Linked DNA regions of Homo sapiens: region 1 is linked to region 2. A link is an interaction called in ENCODE POLR2A ChIA-PET data of the cell type or tissue named here. Cell type or tissue: GM12878. All regions are shown on one strand. Each heading gives the region's core, and the rest is flanking DNA. Links, peaks and the distances in the headings are about the cores only.

The links. ChIA-PET counts read pairs that join two places held together with the same protein. Peaks named below come from ENCODE experiments on the same cell type or tissue, not always from the same donor. Only the 100,000 strongest peaks of a DNase experiment are listed, where the experiment ranks them.
Region 1: POLR2A ChIA-PET joins it to region 2 with 5 read pairs; 3 of 35 experiments call an interaction of 5 or more read pairs at or near these places.

What each region holds. Positions count from the first base shown.
Region 1 is chr3:141,326,725-141,337,046 of GRCh38, reverse strand. It overlaps a transcript of ZBTB38 not described here. Among named protein-coding and RNA genes, the nearest start is that of ZBTB38, 37 kb to the left of the region's middle. In GM12878, for the core only: no CTCF peak of the experiment used is centred there; DNase peaks (open chromatin) are centred at 5,206 and 8,566; H3K27ac peaks cover 2,827 bases.
Region 2 is chr3:141,381,060-141,391,381 of GRCh38, reverse strand. It overlaps ZBTB38 (zinc finger and BTB domain containing 38), which reads right to left. Exons shown (of 6, transcript NM_001376113.1): 3 at 9,895-9,957; 4 at 4,445-4,510. Among named protein-coding and RNA genes, the nearest start is that of ZBTB38, 18 kb to the right of the region's middle. RefSeq lists an enhancer at 3,597-3,826. In GM12878, for the core only: no CTCF peak of the experiment used is centred there; a DNase peak (open chromatin) is centred at 4,461; H3K4me3 peaks cover 7,203 bases; H3K27ac peaks cover 8,000 bases.

The sequences.
Region 1 (10,322 bases), core at 1,091-9,090, 54 kb after region 2:
TTCAGCTTTATCTATAGGATTTGTTTGCAAAGAGAATGTGTTATGTACGTAATTAGAAACTATTTTTTTAAAGCTGCTCAAGCAAGATGATGCTAACACACCCCATTTGAAGTAAAATGAAGGAATTTACTTTTCCCTGCCTAGTGATTCTCAAATGGGCAGTCTCACCCATCAGAAGGTGTTTGGAAATGCCTGGGGGCATTTTCTGGATGTCACAAATTCTCCTGGGGGCTACTGGCATTTAGTTCCCCAGGGACGGGGGATGCTAAATGTCCTACCATGTGGGAAAATCCCACACCACATAATAGTATCTCTGCCCAGAGGCCGACCGTGGCCCTAGTGAGAAACCGCACAACACAAAAATTTGTGTTTGTTGTACAAGTAAATTCATCTATTACTGCCAGGTGTGGTAGCTCACACCTGTAATCCCAGCACTTTGGGAGGCTGAGGTGGAAGGATTGCTTGAGGCCAGGAGTTCAAGACCACCCTGGCCAACACAGTGAGACTCCATCTCTATAATAAATAAATGAATTAATTAAAAAAAGGAAAACTGTATATTTAAAAAAATCTATTACATACATGTAAGAGGTGTTTTTCTGTCTTTGGTTTGAACTACTGAGATGCCCAACACATGTTCTGTCTCTCTATATAAAATAGTAAATTTTATCACTGATGGTCAAGAGAAGCAAATAGAAAACCATGCCAGTTGCTCTTGGTGGGAAGCCTGGGTTTTAATGGAGCTATTGGCATGGGTTTGACATCTCCCATTTAGAGTATGTGAATATTTCTGAGAATAAAGCTCATCCAGGCACCAGCCAGTGCCTTTGTACTTTGCTGATACTTTAAGACAAACGTCCCATCGACCAGCAGTCAGGCAAGACTGAGAGCCTTCCAAGTAAAGTTGGGAGGGTCCCTTCTCCCATGGTTAGCAGTTCCAGCACAGGACTGTCTGCTTTCAGTCTGCTAGTAGTCTGCTTCACACTACTGGCTCTTAGAAAGCAGCTTTCAACTCACAGTAGTAAGAGAGAGAAAGGTGATGACAGGCAAAATGAAAAGAATATATGATATTTTCCCCTTCAATTTCATACCCTTTGACACTTGTGGTTCATACATTCAACACATATTTACTGAGCATTCTACTATGTGTCAGCATTGTGCTAGGTGCTGGGGTGTAGTAGAGGATGAGACATAAATGCTTACATTCTAGTGGAGAAGGCATAATAAATAAACAGATACACATAAATCAGGTCATTTTAAACAGTGGTTACTATTGTGATGAAACAGCATGCGGATGTGATTGATAGAAACTGGTGGGACCAACATGTCATGGAGAGTTCAGCAGAGGTGCCTCTGGGAGGTGATCTGAGGCTAGCTGGGCCCTGTTGTGGGGAATGATAATTGTGCCATCAGTGGCCAAGGCAGCAGCCACGGAAGGCCTGTGCCTGTTCCTGTCTCTTCCAGCCCAGCCCAGGGCATCATGCTGCCTGAAACAGCAGATTCAGTCCAGATCTTGTAGGTTATCTGTGCTCCAGGGCTGGGAAAAGTTATGAGGAACATTCACACTTCTTATTTTGTTTTCCAGCCATCTAAGCCCAGGCTTTCAGCTGAACTCAGGCCAGGATTTCAGCTGTATCTAAGGAAGTTGATTTCATTTGTTCTAGAGGTATAAGACTAGAGTTTACTTGTGGATAATAGGCATGGGACTCTAAAAATTACTGTTACTTAAAAACACTTGTATGGCCATTACTTTGTATCAGACACAGTTCTAAACACTACAAATATTAAGTCATTTAGTGCTCGCAACAAATCTACATAACACGAGCAGACAACTATTATCCTCAGTTTATGCACGAGGGACACTAAGGCTGTTTCTCTCACAAAGGCCTTCCAACCAAGCACCCTTTCCAGGGATATGCAGTGTGGTTCTGGCTGACCGGTAGCACCAGCATTGAGTGGGGCAGACCTGGCAGTGGTGACGGCAGCAGAAGCGGTAGTGTCGGCAGCAGAGGCGGTAGTGTCAGACATGCAGATTCTTGACCTGCCCCAGAGCTACTGAACCAGAATCTGTGCTCTGCAGGTGATTCTGATGGATGGCCAAGTTTAAGGACCAGAGATCTAGTCCATTTTTTCATTTTTAGAAAGATGATCTGAAAGATTAGCCTTCCATATCTAGCTAATTGTTCAAAATCAGGTGTTTTAATTTTATGCAGCCTGTCTCCTTCTTTGTTAAAGCTCACTTCTCAGGTAGAGGAACTGGGCACAGCAGGGTTAGAATCAACTCGTTAATCAGGGGTCATTACAGCAGGATGTAGCGCATGCAGGGGGCTAGGATATGTGGTGCCGGGGGCTGGGGAAGGTATAGGGAGAGGCACTGCAGACCACAGGACAGTCCCTGCCTGAGAGAGTATCTCATCCCCATGTGCGAGAAGGGGAGAGGGACAGACAGGGGTGCTGTCCTCTTATGGTGACATCCCATGTACAGCTAACCTAAGGCAATTTAACAATATATCCTTCCCAGAGAGAAAGGAAGGGAGAAGGAAGGAAAGGAAGGAAGGAAGGAAGAAAGGAAAGAAGGAAGGAAGGAAGGAAGGAAGAAAGGAAAGAAGGAAGGAAGGAAGGAAGGAAGGAAGGAAGGAAGGAAAGAAGGAAGGAAGGAAGGAAAAATGGAGGGAGGGAGGAAAGAAGGAAGGCAGGGAGGCGATTTAATGTTGAAAGCATCCCCCCTCACATTCCCATGAGAAGATGCCTCAGAGAGAACCTGCATTTCCCTGAGGTTCTAGGTTACCATGGGCCTCTTTGGCACATAGCTTTTTTTTTTTTCTTTTAAATACCTGAGAAGGGATCTAAAGATTTTTCATTAAACATGATCCTGAATGCAAACCAACCACATTGCTTGGTTGTCAGCCAAAAACACATGGTCTGTCTAGTGCTAGAAGAAAATGGCTATATTAGGCTTCCTGAGAGATGTATGCGTCCCATTCTTTATGGGTGATTCAAAGGATTCTCAGGAGACATTTTGATTCCATGTATTTCCCTGTGTGTGCTGACTTTAGACACTACCTTTTATGTAAGAGGCAACCACACTGTTTATGAAAGTCTATTTTCTGACTTTCCATGTTGTCAAAGCTGAAAAATTGGCCAACCAGATTCCACCCTAAGCTGTAAGATCCACACTGTGAGGGAGAAACTAGACTGCAGCCCTAGGAGGAAGCAAGAACTTACAATCATTGGTGGAAGCTGGCTATGAAAATATCCACTGCAATATTACTGTGCTTACACAGTGAGTGTGTGCTCCAAAACCCAACAAATTGCAGGGCCAGATGTCTCTGGGTCCATGAGGGTGCTAGGCAAGGGGTCAATGCAAGGCTGGGCACTCTTTCCCCACCCACACTGCCCTTGTCTTGGCAGCCTGGGCTCTACTTGTCCACCCTCTGCAGCCAGCCCTGTTGGTGCTTCTTGATCCTGTGGTAACCCCTTCCTCTCACTGATTAGGCATGGAGTGGACCCAGCAGGGGCTGTGCCTGGTCAACCTGAGCCTCCATCTCACAAATGTGATCTGAGTGGCAGGCCATCTGTGGCTGGCCATCCAGATAGCAGCAGGCTTTGGAGCCATGAGGTCTTGTGGACTCTGGGCTGGTAGATGTCAAGCAGAGACAGGCAGACAGAAGCAGGGATGAAGTGGGCCTGGAGTGAGCAACCAACCATGTGAGTGACTCTCCCGTGCTGGTTTCCTGGGCCTGGCTGAGTCTGACTTGCTGTCCTAGGTCTCCTTTACCTATAACCTCACACCAACCCCAGTCCCCTATTAACTGAGCCAGTTGGCATTGGCTTCTGTCTCCTGTATCCGAACAAGGCTTTACCGGAGCAAACAATGAGTCTGGGCTTTACACTGTCCCCTGGGGCCCTCAAAGGCCTGCTAAGGATTTTACAAAGGAGCCAGATCTCCAACCCCTTGTAGAACTCACTGTGGAGCTTCAATCACTTGTGACCTCTTGAGACCCAAAATGCAAACTTCTAGAATTTAGATGGTCTTGGCAAGTTCATTGTTTAAGAAACCCCTTTCTACAGGACAGGTATTTTTTTCCTGGTGCCATGTAAAATGCCCACACTTGTTCTGTATCCTTCCTTTTCTGATGAGTTCTCTGTGCCACTGAATGTCGGGTATGAATTTCCCCTAGTTTATCAATTAGGTGTAGAAACAATAACAATAGTTTCCAGTAGTTTTCAAATTTTCAGCACAGAATCTTTTTTCTTAAGCTAATGTTACTTGAAACCTCAGTACAGAAGATATATAAGCAGAGCTGCCCTCTGGGTTTCTTCTTTCGGCATCCCTCCCCCACTCCATCTGCAGGCTCTTCTAGAAGCCAAGGGCGCCAGGAACAAGCATTCAGGGCATTGCTCAGGGCGGCAGATCGTTTCATCCTTATCTACAGCAAATATCATGGAGCACCCATTACATATTATAGCCCCTGACAAGCTCTGGAAATACAGCAAAGTACAAGACACATCCCCAACATAAAGGAGAGGTGGCCGGGTGAGAGCCTGTGCCAAGTTTGGAGGTGCAGCTAGGGCTGCAGGGCTCAGAGCTGAGAGGAGTTGCCAGGTGCTAGAGTAGTTGGGGAAGGGGCCACTGCCACCCAGTATGTGGGACTAGAGCAGAATTTCAATAGGTTTACATAAAAAGAGAAGGGGTGTGTAGACAAGACACAGACAAGAGGAGAAATGTGAGCAAGGGTGGAACTGTCTGGGTGCACTCAGGGAATGGCCAGCTGATGAATTTGGTTGGAGTAGCAGGGCATTCTCAATGGGAAAATAGGAAGGGGCCAGAATTTGAATGACAGGCTAGGAAAATTCAACTCATTTCAGAGGCCATCAAGAGCCCTGAATGATTCAACTTAGGAAAAAAGTATTAGGATGAAAAACAAGATAAGCACAAAAATGAGACATCAAGCTGCTCAGTTATGGTGTTTGACGTGGATCTGCAGGAAAGGCCAAGGGTCAGAAAAAGAAACGTTGGTGACACAATTCCCCGCTGCTGACCCTCTTCCCCAAAGGGTCACACGTCTTCCAGACTGAAGGCAAGTGCATTATCTTCCACTTATTTGTCAGGCATCAGAAAGCACAGTGACTCATTTGAAGTCCCCAGCCGAGGACTCCCAGGGGCCCTGACTCACAGGCCTTCCCAGAAGAATCCTGTCCAAGCACAGATGCATGATCACCAGACACTTGTTCATCGGCTGGTGAAAGCAGCTTCCTGGCTCGGTCAGCGCTTCTCAGATCTTTCCTCTTCTGCTCAAACCCATGAATGGGAAACACCTTAACTCTCTCCCAGCCTCAGGCTCAGCCTCAGCTTACTATGACACACTTGCAGCCTAAGGAATACAGAGAAGAATGGCCCCATGTTGAAGTCTCTCCTAAAACCAGCAAAGTGAACACAAACACCTACACAAAAATACAGTAATTCCTTCTCATTTGTGTGTGAGCAATAAAAAAAAAACAAAAAACAAAAAACAACCCAAACACAGTCATTCTTGAAGCAGGCATAAACATCAGTGCTGTACAGGTGAAAGCTGTACTCAGGCTACAGACTTCCATGGGGACGACAGTGTAAGACATTCCCTCACTGGACACAATTTGATGGTGACATATTAGGGCTAGCCAGCTCTGTCTCTGTCTCTCTCTCCTACATAATCAGTAGCCTGAATTTGTCCAGTAGTTGCCTAGAGTGAAATAGATTCTCCAGGTGGGAACATAACCAAGGACTTTGCCCAATCACCCCAGAGCTCTTAGGCATGTTATTCCATAAGGTACACGTTCACCTGTGTCACACATTGCATAGTGCATGCTTCAACAGAAGAGTAAATGAGATATTTAGAGTTGATGTCATGACTCATGAGATGGAGTTGGAATTGAAGATCTTATAAGCAAAAGTTCAAAGAGATGCTGCTAGTAATAATATTTGAGCTGACAGAGGAACTCTACATATATCTTCTCTTTGATCATTATAAGGATCTGGAGACATGGGGAAAGTACATGTCTGTTTTCTGTTGCTTATAACAGAATACTTAAAACTGGGTATTTTATAAGGAAAGAAATGTATTTCCTTTAGTTATGGAGGCCAGGAAGTTCCAGGTTGAGGGGTCACATCTGGTGAGAGCCTTCTTGCTGGTGGGGACTCTCTGCAGAGTCCTGGGGTAGCACAAGGCATCGCATGGCGAGGTTCTCTTCCTCTTCTTGTAAAACCACCAGTTCCCCTCCTGTGATAACCCTTTAACCATTAATCCATGAATGGATTAATCCACTTTTGAGGGCAGAGCCCTCATGATTCAATCAACTCTTAAAGGCCTCACCTCTCAATACTGCCCCATTGGGGATTAAGTTTCCACGTGAATTTTGAGGGGAGCATTCAAACCACAGCAGTGCATTTGGGCAGGGTGGCAAGAACAGAAGCATAAAGAGTCTGAGTGTCTGACACAAGGTCCCTGAACAAGGGAGGGCCTGAACACCCTCTCATCCTGGTCCTCTGGTTTCAGAGGCTGTGTTCTTTCCAACAACTCCACAGGGTGGCTGAGAATGACATCATCAGAAAAGGGACACAGAGGGACAAAGACAGCCACCGTACATCCCCCATCAGTGGAGGAAGGCTTTCTGGTGAGTGGGTTGCAATGGACTTGCTAGCACCTTGCTCAGAATTTCCAGGAATCTGTTCCCAAGGCTCTGGGGGGCAAAGGCAGAGGACGTTCCATGGTACCCTTAGTCAGGAGAGCGCATTAATTGCAGCTGCAGCCAGTGACCCAGCACTGATGAGAAAGCTGTCAGCTGAAAGCTGGACCAGACACACTCCCTGAGGCCACTGGCTATAGTCAACACTGGACACGTACACCTCCCAGTGCCCATCATGACTCCAGAGGAAGGAACTCTTCAAAGAACCTCCTGGTGACTGTGCCACCTTTCTTCCACAATAAATATGTCATCTCTCCTTCATTATTTTATATATATAAAATACATGCATACATAAATAAATGTATATAAATTATATGTGATATATATATACAATATATGTAGATATATAAATTTTTTTATAGAGGCAAGGTCTCACTATGTTGCCCAGGCTAGTCTTGAACTCTTGGGCTCAAGCAATCCACCCACCTTGGCCTCCCAAAGTGCTGGGATTACAGGCGTGAGCCACCGTGCCTCACCACCCTTCATTATTTTTCTATTCCAACGAGTTTTCTAAAATTTTCTAATTAAAAAAAAATCCAAACAGTACCAAAAGCTGTACAATGAAAAGCAATAGAGGTTGAAATATAGGATTCTAGTTATTGACACATAAATGTAATGCAGTATCTGGAAACTTCCATTTTACAAGATGAGAAAATTAACCTTCCATTTCTGCTCTCCTCCCCTGTCCCTAACCTCTGGGTCCCTTAATATCACTGCTACATGGCACCACGTTTTATAACTTGTATGTCTTGCCCTAGAAATATAATTCTTTGTGCTTATATACGTTGATTGTTAAAATTAAAAACAAACAAGTAGCATGTATAATACTCTGCTTGTGGCAGTATTATTCTTTCCAGAGGCAAGTGGAGACCCTCAAAGAAGGATGTACAGTCACGAGTCATTAAACGTGTGCCGCTCCGAGGGAAATAAAATTAAGCTGGGAGAAGGATGTGGGAAGGGATGGAGTGATGTATCGAAGTTATTTTTCCTGAGCATGTTGAAGGCATTTCTCTAATTCCTTTCGTTGAATGGCATGAAGGATGGGAGGAACACAGTCAGGGACCTTCCTTCACATACTCATCTATATTTTTGAGCACTGGCCATGTGCTGGGCACTATGCTAAGTGCTTAAGAAGCATATAAAGGATGGTTCTCACCTTCAAGGGGAAAAGACAGGAAAACTAGTGTGCAGAGAGTAAAAGCTCCAAGGAGGCGGGGTTTTTTTCTTTTGTGGCTTGTTCGCTGTTGTATTTGTAGTATTCAGACTAGCCAATTATTGGATGAAAGAATGAGAGCAATGGCAGAGCTATGCACGACTGGGGGACGGGGAGACAGGTAGGGGAGGAGCACCTATGGGAGCACTCAGGAGGAGGCCTGGAGGGCTCAGGGAATGCTCCCAAAGAGAGCTTGGGTTGAATTTTGAAGACCAAGTAGGAGTAGGACATGGGAAAAATTGGGAAAGGGAATCCCCAGTAGTTTGGTGGGAGCAGAAGGTGCGTTTGGGAACATGAAAGGAGATGAGGAGGGAATGACAAGAGGGGAAAGAAGGGCCTTGTGTGCCAGGCAGAGAAGCCTGGCTGCATTCCAGGGGTGACAGAGCGCCTTGGAGGGTTGTCAGCACAGGAGTGGTGTGGTTGGGCTGTGTTTTAGAGACGCTCTGTGTGGGGAGTGTGGGGGTTACCCAGGGGCTGGAGGAGTCCAGGTAGGGGCTCTGTGATGAGACATGATAAGAAGCTGGCTAAGGTGCTGAGGTTGGAGGGAAGGGCCTAGACCCAGGAAACATTTAGGAGGTAGAGTGTGCACAGTTTGGTAGCTGAGGGGATTTCTGGGATGGACAAGAAGTTCAGGTTGAGTTTCTGATTTGAGTAAATGAGGGGGTGGTGACATCATTCACAGAAAGAGAGATTAAGAAAAGAGTAGTGGCTTCAACAAGTTTTGAGGAGGTGCTAAGTGCCATTGCAGATGTGCTGTGCATGTGGGATATTCAAATGGGGATGGCTGTAGACAAGTGGATCTATCTCTAGATCTGAGAGTCATTGGCAAATAAGTGGTAGATGAGGCTGAGGACAGAAAAATGTCGGGTATTATGCACATGAAATTGTATGAAAAACACCACCTTTAAGCATGGATAGACAGAGAAGTCCATGAAGGAGACTGGGAGAAGGTGAACTGGAAGAGAGGGTGTCACTGTTTCTGTGCAGCGGCGTGCGAACGAATGAATGATGAATATATTATGTAAAATGATGAATTACCTTACCTTTTCTCCTGGCTTTCCCATCTTGAACTTCAAGCATTAGACTATACAACCAGAATCTTTCCCCATTAATCTTGGTGCAGCAGCCACCAGAGGCATGACCTAGTTCTGCATGTGGTTATAAAATTTCTCAAGGGTTTTCAGGAAAGATTGGAAGACACAGAGTCTCAGTAGCTTTCCAACCAGTCGTTTCCCTGGCAATTAGCTTTATATATTTTTAAAATAAACTTTCTATTTTACAGTAGTTTTTAGATTTTGAGAAAAGTTGACAAGATAGTACAAAGAATTCCCATATACCCATTACCCAGTTTCCTCCATTATTCATGTATTACATTAGTGTGGTGCATTTCTTACAACTAACAGGCCAATACAGATATAGTATCATTAACTAAAGTCCAAGCTTTATTCAGTTTCCTTAGTTTTTAACTAGTGTCCTTTTTCTGTTCTAAGGAAGCATCCAGGTGACCACATTCCATCTGGTTGTCACGTCTCCTTAGGCTCCTCTGGGCTTTGACAGTTTCTCACATTTTCCTTGTTTTCTTGATGACCCAGACAGTTTTGAGAAGTGCTGGTCAAGTATTTATAGAATTTTCTTCAATTTTAGTCTGACATTTTTCTCACGGTTGGACTGGGGTCATGGGTTTGGGGGAGGAAGACCGCAGAGGTAAGGTGCTGTTCCTGTCACATCATATCAAGGTACAGACCATCAACATCATCACTGTTGATATTGACCTTGATCGCCTGGCTAAGATAGTGTTTGTCAGATTTCTCTTTTTCCCCCTTTCCATGCTGTACTCTTTGGAAGGAAGTCTATGTGTGGCCCACACTTAAGGAGTATGGAGTTATGCCCCACCTTCTTGAGGAAAGAGGCAGTCAGCTTTTTAAATCTCACCCTGCCTTTTCATTTGAAGAGAACATCTCTTCAGCTTCTTTTCCTTTCTTTCAGACACCCTTTTAAGAACACACAGGCCTGTCAACTATAGAGCCTGACTTTACAGGGACCTTTTATGGGACTTAATATTTCTAAATGTATCTAAATACAAACACCTCAAAAAAACTACATCACAAGATTTTAAAATGCAGGTAAAATGACTTCCCTTCGGGCATGGAGGTCCCCTTCGAAGCAGGCCTAGAAGGATGCCTCCTTGTCCAGGGGTCCATCTGGCAAAGCCTCACCCTTTGTTCTACTGGTGCCACAAACGAGCCTGGCCTAACTGCAAAGTCAGGAATAATGACACCACCCCCCTCAAGAGGGAGGAATTGGAAAGGAAGTACTTGAAAAGAATAATGATGCAGAGGATCTTTTCATTGTATTATAGATAAATAAAGTCCTACTTTGTTCCAAA
Region 2 (10,322 bases), core at 1,110-9,109:
ATTTACACAAAGAAAGGAAAGTTTGAAGGCTGAGCATGAGCACTCCTCTCCTGGTAATGCCCCACGTCAGATCTTCACCTGACTAGATCCTTCTCAGCACACGATCTTCACTTAAATGCTACATCCTCAGAACATTCTGATCAACCATTTTAAAGTGGCTCTCCTCCCTAGAACCACATAACCCTCACTTATTTTATTTTTTTTAATTTTAATTTTTTTTTAGAGAAAGAGTCTTGCTTTTTTGCCCAGGCTGGAGTGCAGTAGTATGATTCTAGCTCACTGCAACCTCGAACTCCTGGGCTCAAGTAATACTCCTACCTCAGCCTCCGGCATAGCTAGGACTACAGGTGCACACCAGCCACCGTGTCCAGTTAATTTTTAAAATTTTTTGTGGAGATGGGGTCTTGCTATGTTGCCCAGGCTGGTCTCAAACTCCTGGTCTCAAGCAATCCTCCCGTCTTGGCTTCCCAAAGTGTTGGGGTTACAGGCATGAGCCACTGTGCCTGGCCCACTTTCATTTTAAAATTTTTAATTTTCCTCTGTGCACTTGCCTTCTTTATTTACATCTATATTTTTGCTTATTCCCCTCCCTGCAAGCACCCTCCCGTCCTCTGGAATATGCCTGGCATGTAGCAGATGCTCAATAAATGTGTTGACTGTTTATTTACCAAGAGAGCTGTTAAGAACAGGATTTCCCTTGGAAAGGAGCTGTTAGAATGAACCACATGGTACCAGGAACTTAAAGACTTAGCATGACCTAGTACTAAAGAGAAAGTGCTAGATCTCTTTCTAGATTCTTCTCACATAACAGTGAAGAGGCTCTAAGTCATAGTCTGATTCCCAGTCCATCTCCGGGGGATCCATGGAAATGGATGGGGTAGATCAATACCACTCTAGTATTATGGCAAGAGATGCAATCTTGGTATTATAGTATTATAAATATTATAGTATTTTATATTATAAATCATTCCAACAGAAAACCACATATTTGCCCATTTTGTTTTGGTGAGAACAGTGCAATTGTTTGCACAGTCTTGCTGTCACACCTGCTCTGGCCTGCCCAGTAAAAATACCGGAGCCAAAAAGTGTAAATGGGTTCAGGATAGCTTTTCAAACAATGAGATGGGGTAAGTGCCATCCTCTACAATCATCAAGAAGCATTTTCAGCTAATCTTGGAAATTCAATAATAATTGTAAATGGGTAAGTTTAGGAAAGCTTTGTGCCTTGTCAAGATTGCTGTGAAATATGAAGGCAAAGTATTAAGGTGAAACACAACGAAGTAATATATAGTAATTATTATTCTATTCACTGGTTTATTTATTAGAATGACGATGGTACGATACACTTCCCAACAATCTTATTTGGCTTTCTAGATCCTTGAATTGGGTTTAAAATTCTTTTAGGCAAGACTAAGAGCAACATAAGTGAATAATGCCACAAAAAAACGCCATTAAGTATGAAAATCTACAAGATGACGCAACCATGCTTGAGTCACAAACAAAAGAATCGACATTCTATAAAGAAGAAATACACTGTTGAATCTATCAGGCATTCATTTTAATGGTAAAACAATTGCATTGCATCCATCTAATCTTGTAATTAAGATTCAAATAGGTGCAAAATGATTACTTTGTACTGGCCTATCAAAATAGAAGACATTGTAGTTATAAGCTTTCTGACTAGCAGTAGTGTTTTAATTATAAATGCCTGGCTCATTATTTGCTCAAGAGCGAATGACAATTAGCTTGATCCTATTGCAACTGTTAATGCTGTTGGTACTAAAAAAAATAGGCAATATTGAATCAGGTTTCTGATATTTCCCTTCAGTTTACAATCTTCTGATTGATACTATATTCAAAATGTACTTAGTCATTTAAAGTCACAGGCAAGAAGGAAAATGGCTCCCAACAGCCAAAAAAAAAAAAAAAAAAGGTGTTGCAGGAAGGGTATTTCATGGCAAGCCTGGAGAACAAAATCAGTATGAGATGAATCACGTTCCAAAATAATTGAACCAGAGAAAGACTCCAAGCAAAATATTTTAGTTGGCCACAAAACAACATGACAACAACCACCACCACCCTTCAGCCCATTAGAGAGGTTCAATTCTACGATAGTGCTATGGAATAGAATATTAGTTAAACTGCTAGAATAAAGCAGCCATTTACACAGATGGTTTTGAATCTCAATGTTCTTCACATTGAAGCAAACCTCGGGGAGGTTTCAGGTTTAGCACCATCTTCCTAACACACCTATAGAGATATTTCCACAAAGGTTCAGGGTGCACTTGTCATTGGAGGGGTAGGCTTGGATGTGGGTCCTTTTCTACCGACAGCACTGAGGTTACCAACGGAGGGATCAGGGAAGGCAAGAGTACAAGCATTTTCTGATTCTCAGAATTTCTGAAATACCTTTTGTTTCAGTGGCGCTGGTGAACTTGTGATAATGAAACTACACCTCTGTACACAAACCTTGACCTGCATTCTGGAGCATACTGCAAAGAAAACCTTAATTTTGAAAGTACTGAGCACAAAGGAGGGAGAGAAAAGCTGTCACTGTGCAAGCTTTCTCTATATGTTTAGAAACATGGCTTAATTTTTAAGGCTTGAAGACCGCATTAAAAACCATCTAAAACCAGTTCAGATTCTATATGAGAGGAAAAAGAACTGTAAATTTTTCATTAAACATTTGTTTCCTTTTTAAAGACATTCTTTTGCATATCTGTTATTACATGTTTAAATACGATTTGGTTACCAAGGAAACAGGTTCTGGCCCAGTGTTAAATTTGAAACTAAAATATATTTGAGAAGTTAAGTTCAAAAGAAAGAGCTCATGAAATTATTTTGAAAAGTGCCAGAACCACAGCTATATGGTCTGCAATGAACCATTCTAGGGGCTCGGTTTCATTTAGTGAAGCTCTATTTCTTTTAAGAGGGCCATCTATATTTAATATTTCCCTCTTTAAAAATTGTAACTCCTCATCCCCCCAAATTATATACATAATATAATGTATTCTTGTATATTACCTAAAATTAATTTTGGAAGCATATCAGTTTTTATTTTCATCTTTCATAAACACGTTTAAAGACCGCTTCTTAAAATTTAAATATTTTTAATGTTTCTTATTAAGCTTGTTTACGCTCTTTGAAATCATCTCCAGAAACCCATTTATTTTTAGTTTCAAGCTGAAATGGAGCTGAATCATCACTCTTTTCAAAAAATTCTTTTGTTGTCTAATGGCACCACACCTATCATATATATGATTTTTTTTTAAAAAAAATCTCCCTTTTATGGCAGAATCATTTACTAAGTTTGTAAAAGCTATACATTTATATACTATCTGAATAGCAGAGGCTGTCCAATTAAAAACCCTCCCCCAAAAGATTACAGCTGTCTTATTTAATTTTTGTTTTTTTAAAAGTCATATTCTAATGCATCTAATGTTCTTGCTGCATGGCTCAAAAAAAACTATAAAAACATGCAAATTTCAACCTACCTGTATGCATCACTTAATGCAGTGCTAGCATGACAAGACACTCAGCCATTTTTATGTAAAGCGATGGAGACCAACTGATTTCTCTGTCTTCTTGCTCACAAGTTTTAGATGCAATTGTCACATACACACAAAAATCATACGCAGAACAGCTTGAATGAACTGTGATCACAGAACTGAATTTATCAACAGGAAAACAGGATTGAAAAAAGAAGTTTCTCATCCAAGGTTTTTCTGAGACTGCAACCAAGGAGGTGGTGTGTTGAATTTTTTTCCCCTTCCTCCTCTGAGAGTTCAAAGCTCGGAGCTGACCACTGCAAAGGCCACTGTCACATTTGCTGAAAATCAAACCACTGATACCAGCATTGAAAATACAAATTTGAGAACCCAAGTTGCTTGCACATGATGGAGTGCATAAGAGTTAAAAATAGAATCCACCTTGCCTCCTACCTGCATAATAAACATGTAAGTTTCAAGTGTTTAATTTGATATTCACATTAATTAACAATACAACATACATTATTTAAAAGACAGCAAATGCACGAAGAAAGGAGAGACACCATCTGGTAGCAGAGTTTTGTTGTTGTTGTTTTTGTTTTTAGGGTTTGTGGGGGGTTTTGGTTTTGTTAAAAAAAAAAAGGTAAAATCATATTTTGAATGTGATGAAAAACAAACATCCAGAAGCAAATGAATTGGAAATGAAAGGTGATGTTGAAATATCTAAGGCTGTAATGAGGCAAAAACAAGTCTTCGCTACCAGATGATATGGCATACAGAGCATTTACATACTCACATCTGAAATACTAGGCAACGTGTAATGAATTCTAGACACAGCATGCACACACAGCACAAGCACGGCTAATCCTGCCTGCCATCTTAGGCTCGCAGAAGCAAGATACGCACTGCATGCAGCACACGAGCACTGGGGAAGGAGGAGGCAAGGGACAGCTCACCTTAAATGCAGTATCTGATTAATGTTGTAAGTGACATTGCATATCAGCCTCAGAGTCTTGGTTCAACTGGGTAGGAGGGAACAAAGAAAAATGTCATCAACTGGTGATGCAAGATGAGCCCAATCACTAAACACTGTTTAGTAAACTCCAAATTCTGCAACCAGACAGAAGGCATTTCATACACTTAAGCAGAGCTGCTCCACAATGAATGTGTCCTTCTGCTTCTGAGAATCAAACAATCCTTTTGCTAAGGAAGAAAATAAGCTGGAAAGAACACTCTCATATTCTCTTCCTGAAGAAAGCTTTCAATACAGTATGTATCTGGTCCGGGATGCATTTTATAGATGTTAATTTTATAGAATTGCTAAGAAAAAACCAAAACTGTTAAGCTCTTGCAAAGTAAAAAATAATTTTGATAAAGGGTATAGCATTTCTAGATTATTTTTCAAAATCCTAAATGGTGCCGGCAGGCTTGTAGAAAAATGCATGATCAGCTGTCTGTATCCGTGCTATAACCTTTAACCACAAGCAGTGTAAATGTATCCTGCTAAATGTATCTGCAGTACAGAGCGGCAGATACCGCCTCAGAATTTTATTAAAATGTGAATGGATTTTTTAAAACTTGGAAGCAGAATAAAATCAGAACAGAAAAATAAATTGATGCTGAATTCCTCTGGCTGTATAGCTGACCATCATGAACGATTAAAGCTATCCTTAGGATACTGACCTAAATAATACTAAGACTTACAGCAGCATACTGTATGCGTTCAGAACACAGAAAATGCAAAATGATTTATCTTCTCCCTCCCCCTCCAAAAGCTAAATTTTAAAGTAACAAGCCATTAATAGGAATACCAAAAGGCTATAGATAGTACATACTGTAAGAGAAGAAATCGTGTTGTGCTGAGATGCAATGTTTCTTTGTTTTACTTTGAGGCTTATTTTAGCTATGCTTGCATGATGACATTGACATCAGGAGGTCAGTGCTGACACTGGGTTGATATCCGTTTTATGAGTGAAATGTTTTCCGAAAATTAAATCTCATCTACTCAAACACCAAATTTCATGTCATCTTCAAAACCACCTCCCTACCCCCACTGCTCAAGATTGATGGGATCTAGTTTGGTGGTATGTAATAAATTGGAATCACCTTCTGCAGATAGTTCAATATGTAATGGTGAGGAATTAATTTTTTAAATAAAAAACATTCAAGAATTCTTATGCACCCCCTTTCATTCCTTCCTATCAACACACGCGCACACACACACACACACACACACACACACACTCAAAGCTCGAATTGCAATGAAATGTTTAACATGTGGAACAAAAACTGTTGAAAGAGCTGCTTATTCAGGATTTTTAAGAAATGCCTAATAAGCAAATACGGTTTTGCTGCAAAACCAGTGTCACCAGGTCCCCAAAGAGGAAAACAGCATAGCTTGCTAGCAAAATTTCCTCCAGATCCTGCCGGCAGGTAAAAAAACAAAAAAGCATTTTATTTGCCATGCTGTATAAAACAAGAAGTCTTTTATTTTTAAGGAAATAGAACAGATTCTTTTCCACTCTATAGCTACAAAGAAACCATACCCACCCCCACCCTTAGATCCTGGACATAAGCCAACATTTTTATAAAATGCTGAGACTGATTTTGAATATATAATATTTATAGTTTTCTTCTTCTTATCTCTCCAAAAGTCTTTAATTGCCTATTGCATCACTGAATATGCTGTTGTTAATTTTAACGCTTGCAAAAATGAATTAATATTTTCTGGGGTTGCTAGTTTTCCAGCACCTCAATCTTCTGTAAGGACTGGCTGAAAATAATCAGGTTAGCAACACATTGAAGCTCCCCAGAATTTTTTTAAAAGAGAAAATATGTTCAAACACCTTAGCTGAGGTACTAGGTTTCACAACTGGATCTTTTGTTTCTAGCTCTCATGCTATCTCCTGCCCCAGAGCATAAGTGATTTTTAGCTTAGTGTATGGAATGTACCCTGCCCTCCTATATCCTATACACTTTAAAGTCTCTGAGTTGAGTTGTCCAGATGGTGGGTCATACCTGAACCATAGCAAGAGTCCTCTTCTCTTTGGAGTACATCTCTCTCCCACAACTACTCCAGAAATAAATGTGGCTCTAACGAAAACAGTAGCTCCTGGTCTCACACCAATGGTGGAACCATCTTCCCCACCCCCACATCATTGCTCTATGAGCTCTGGTTAGCATTGACAGCGTCAGAAAATTAGAATGGAGTGTCCTTAGGCCAATTCCTCCTTTACCATGGGGGTCGAGAATTAGAGAGATGATCACGCTGAGTTATAAGGCACCAATTCAATATACGGTCATCTGTGAAGCAGAGTCCTTAGAGTGGGGTGGGAGGAGGTTGACGCAAACACCTAGGCATTGAATGCTCTTCATGTCTGTTGAGATATTCCCCATCAATGACGTTTGAAAGCTAGACATTCATTTAAAAATACTCGCAAATTATTATCATGTAGGCTAAATATACATGTTATGGAATCAACTCTGACCACATAGAACTAAGTCATCTGCCTCCTCTGTCGGGAATAATAAATGACAGTGACAACAACAGTAATCCATATTAGGCTCCCAGGAGATGAGTAAATAGTGTTCTATTCCCTTTACAGGGAAGGGTGGTGAATGTGGTCAGGTCCCCTACTGGTACTTGTAAGCCAGATGCCAGGGCAGTTTCCAAACCCCCTGTGGGGTTCTCTGTCCACCCTCTGTCAAAACTAGCCTAAAAGCCATGTATTGGTTTATTTTGTGATGTTCCAAGACACTCAATCAGTAAACGTGGTACGTTTACCAGACCTGCTCGGGTTAAACAAATGTGAACTATAGTTGAAAATATTCAAAGCAATGAGCTTGTTTAGGCAGACATTCTCAACTAGTAAATCCTGTTTTATACTTTCAGAAAACCATGCCCATGCCTGAATTACTTAAGCTTTGTCATGATTACTAGTGGCAAGGGTATGCATTCACTTATGATTTAAAAAAATTGCGTGCTTCTCATCAGCCTCCTCGGGGCATGTGCACAAACATTAATTTAAAAGGCAAATCCCTTTTCCACAGTGAACATTTTAGCCTGTTTCTGCCACTTTGACGAGTCAAACACGAGGAACCCGAAATAATCTGGCAGGCACAGGCTGGAGAAGGACGGAGCTAGACGTGAGGGGTGAGCCTTTCACTTTGATTAACGTGCTTACTTGCTCGTGGTCTCGTTGTTCTGCAGGCTGAGCTAATTTTCTTTGCAGTCCTGTGGGTTAAAGTTAAATTGCACGGCTAATGCAATGTACATAATTCAAGTATGAACAAAGCTTGACTCTCTATGTTTTAAAAAACATAAAGTCAGGGCACTGAGTCCCAGAGGAATACTTGGTTTATAAACATTTGGATCAGTTTGCATGTTCCTTTATGCCATTCACCACATTAAACATTACAGCTGGGTTCTTTTTACACCTAATAGAGGTAGTCAACATTTGTGGGTACATTGTTGTCAGGTTAGGCTATTCCAATTGAAATTAAAAGAAAAATAAAAGTGTTTACCAAATACACTTTTGTTTAAATTCTTAATATTTAAAAAGTTTAAGATTTTTTAATGAGGTTGGTTATTACATCTGTCTATAGCGTATTTAGTCCTGGAAACAACATGGTGATTTAATTTACAAATGACCAAAAATGCCTTTGGATTTTTGAGAAAGTTCAAAGCTACTTTGAACATCTACATCTTGCCTAGAGACCTGGGCAGGAACTTCTGCCTTCCACATTGATCAGAGCTAAAAAGTCTACACTAGCTGCCCTTATGGAGAACCTACTACATACTCAATATTTTAGCTACACGTCCAATGTTTATTTCATTCTAACCCAATAATCCTGCAAACTGAGTACCTTCAATTTTAGGTGAGGAACTAATAGAGATTACACACAGTAAATAGCAGACTTAGGATTCAAACCTAAGTTTGATTGATTGCAAAGTCTACGTCTTTCCACCAGTCCTAAGAGGATAAAACTTCCTCCTACGTCCACACTCCATCCCTGATGTCAGTAATCTTATTATTGTGCAGACACCTGGTAGAGGACTCTATCTCCTTGGAGCCCTGACTACCTCTGTTCATATGAATCAGCCTCTACCCTCCAGGCCCTGGGAACTGTGGGAACCTAGGATGCCACCAGCTGGAGACAGGCTGGGCCCAGCAGGTGGAAAAGACACAATGAAAGAGGAGGAATCAGATGGACCATGTTGGAAAGTTAAGTGTAGAAAGCAGAGTAAATATTTTAGTGGGAGATTTGCCATAATTCAAAAAATATTTTATGAGGCAAAATAAATGAAAATAAATGACATAAATATATTTCAGATGGAATGTTTATTTTAATAAATACATTTCCACTTGAAATGTATTTATTAAAACCTAGTGGAGTCTAGTTTTTTCCCTCTCACAGGTGACCAAACAGGCCGAGAGAGATACAACGATTTGCCCAAGATCACACACTTCATAAGTGAGTTTATTATTAATGCAGCCTTTCACTATATTAAAAATTATAGCTAGTTTCCTTTTACACCCAATGTATTCAGCATTTGTGAATAAATTTGTTATCAGGTTGTTAGAGTGTTCTACTCTAAATGATCAGTTAAAGAAAAATCAGTGTAACAATCAGAGTAGCCTGTTCTCTTTTGTTTGTTTGGTTTTGGGTTCTCTTGAGACAGAGTCTCGCTATGTTGCCCAGGTGGGACTTGAACTCTCAGTCGATTCTCCCGCCTCAGCCTCCTGAGTAGCTAGGATTATAGGCTCATAACACTGTGCCCGGCTAAAACTGACCTACTTTCAACTCACAAATAGTATTTTTCTCCTGAACAGATAACCTAAGTAGCTATTATGATTTTTTTCCAACATATTTTTAAATGGAATTTTAAAAAGCCTAATTTTGAAGTAAGAGATTTTCCTCAACCAAATTTACTGCTTTATTTTATCATTAAAATGATTTAAACACTAAAATCATTTTAATGACTCTGTTTGTTAACATCTGTTCATTTTGCCTCTGTCTCAGGTCCCTTCCAGTTCTAAAAGTTTGTGATTCTAAAAAATCAAGCCCAGCTTGTTTTCTAGGTCAAGTAGGCCAAGAGCTGGACTCCAAGTCTCCTGTCTTCTGGTGTAGGTGGCCAGCTGACTATCCTGCTTCATTTGCAGTAATTGTATATGCCAACAAGATGGCTCTCAAAGGGGGCTTTCTAATCCACCAGCTCCACCCTACCTGGGAATAGGAGAGGAAGACTATCTTGCTCAACGCTCATAGGTAGTAGAATGAAGGGTTGGGTGAATGATATGCTTGAGGATTCTGAACTCCAGGAAACCTTCTCCAGTTCTTAGACATGAGCATCCTCACGTCCATCCATTAGCATCTGTGTAGGACATGAGAAAGGAGTACATACCTGTTGGCAAAGATTGGGCAGCAAGCCTTGTGGACCAAACTGGGGTTACTCTCCAGGAAAGAGCTGGAAGGAAAAGGGAACTGTAAACCATGTGTTTTTTAACAAAGGAAAAGTGGCAAATGACATAGGCTGCAAGGCAGACTGTGGTAGACAACATCTCAACCCATCCTAACCCAACTCAAATCCTCTGGTGGGAGCATCCTCAACAGGTGTCACCACCATTATGGAAATCACTACCTCGGCTTTAGCAACTGAATAGTTGCTGCTTTCATTTCTCAGTGCATCAGTGCATTTGAAACATGGCATGAGTAATGACCTTGAGTGCCCATTCCTACTACCCAATCACATGCTCATTTTCTGCCATGACTGCTTGTCACGCACCAGATGGAGAGCAAGTGAAACAACAGGGCCTTCTAGATTCTGAATTG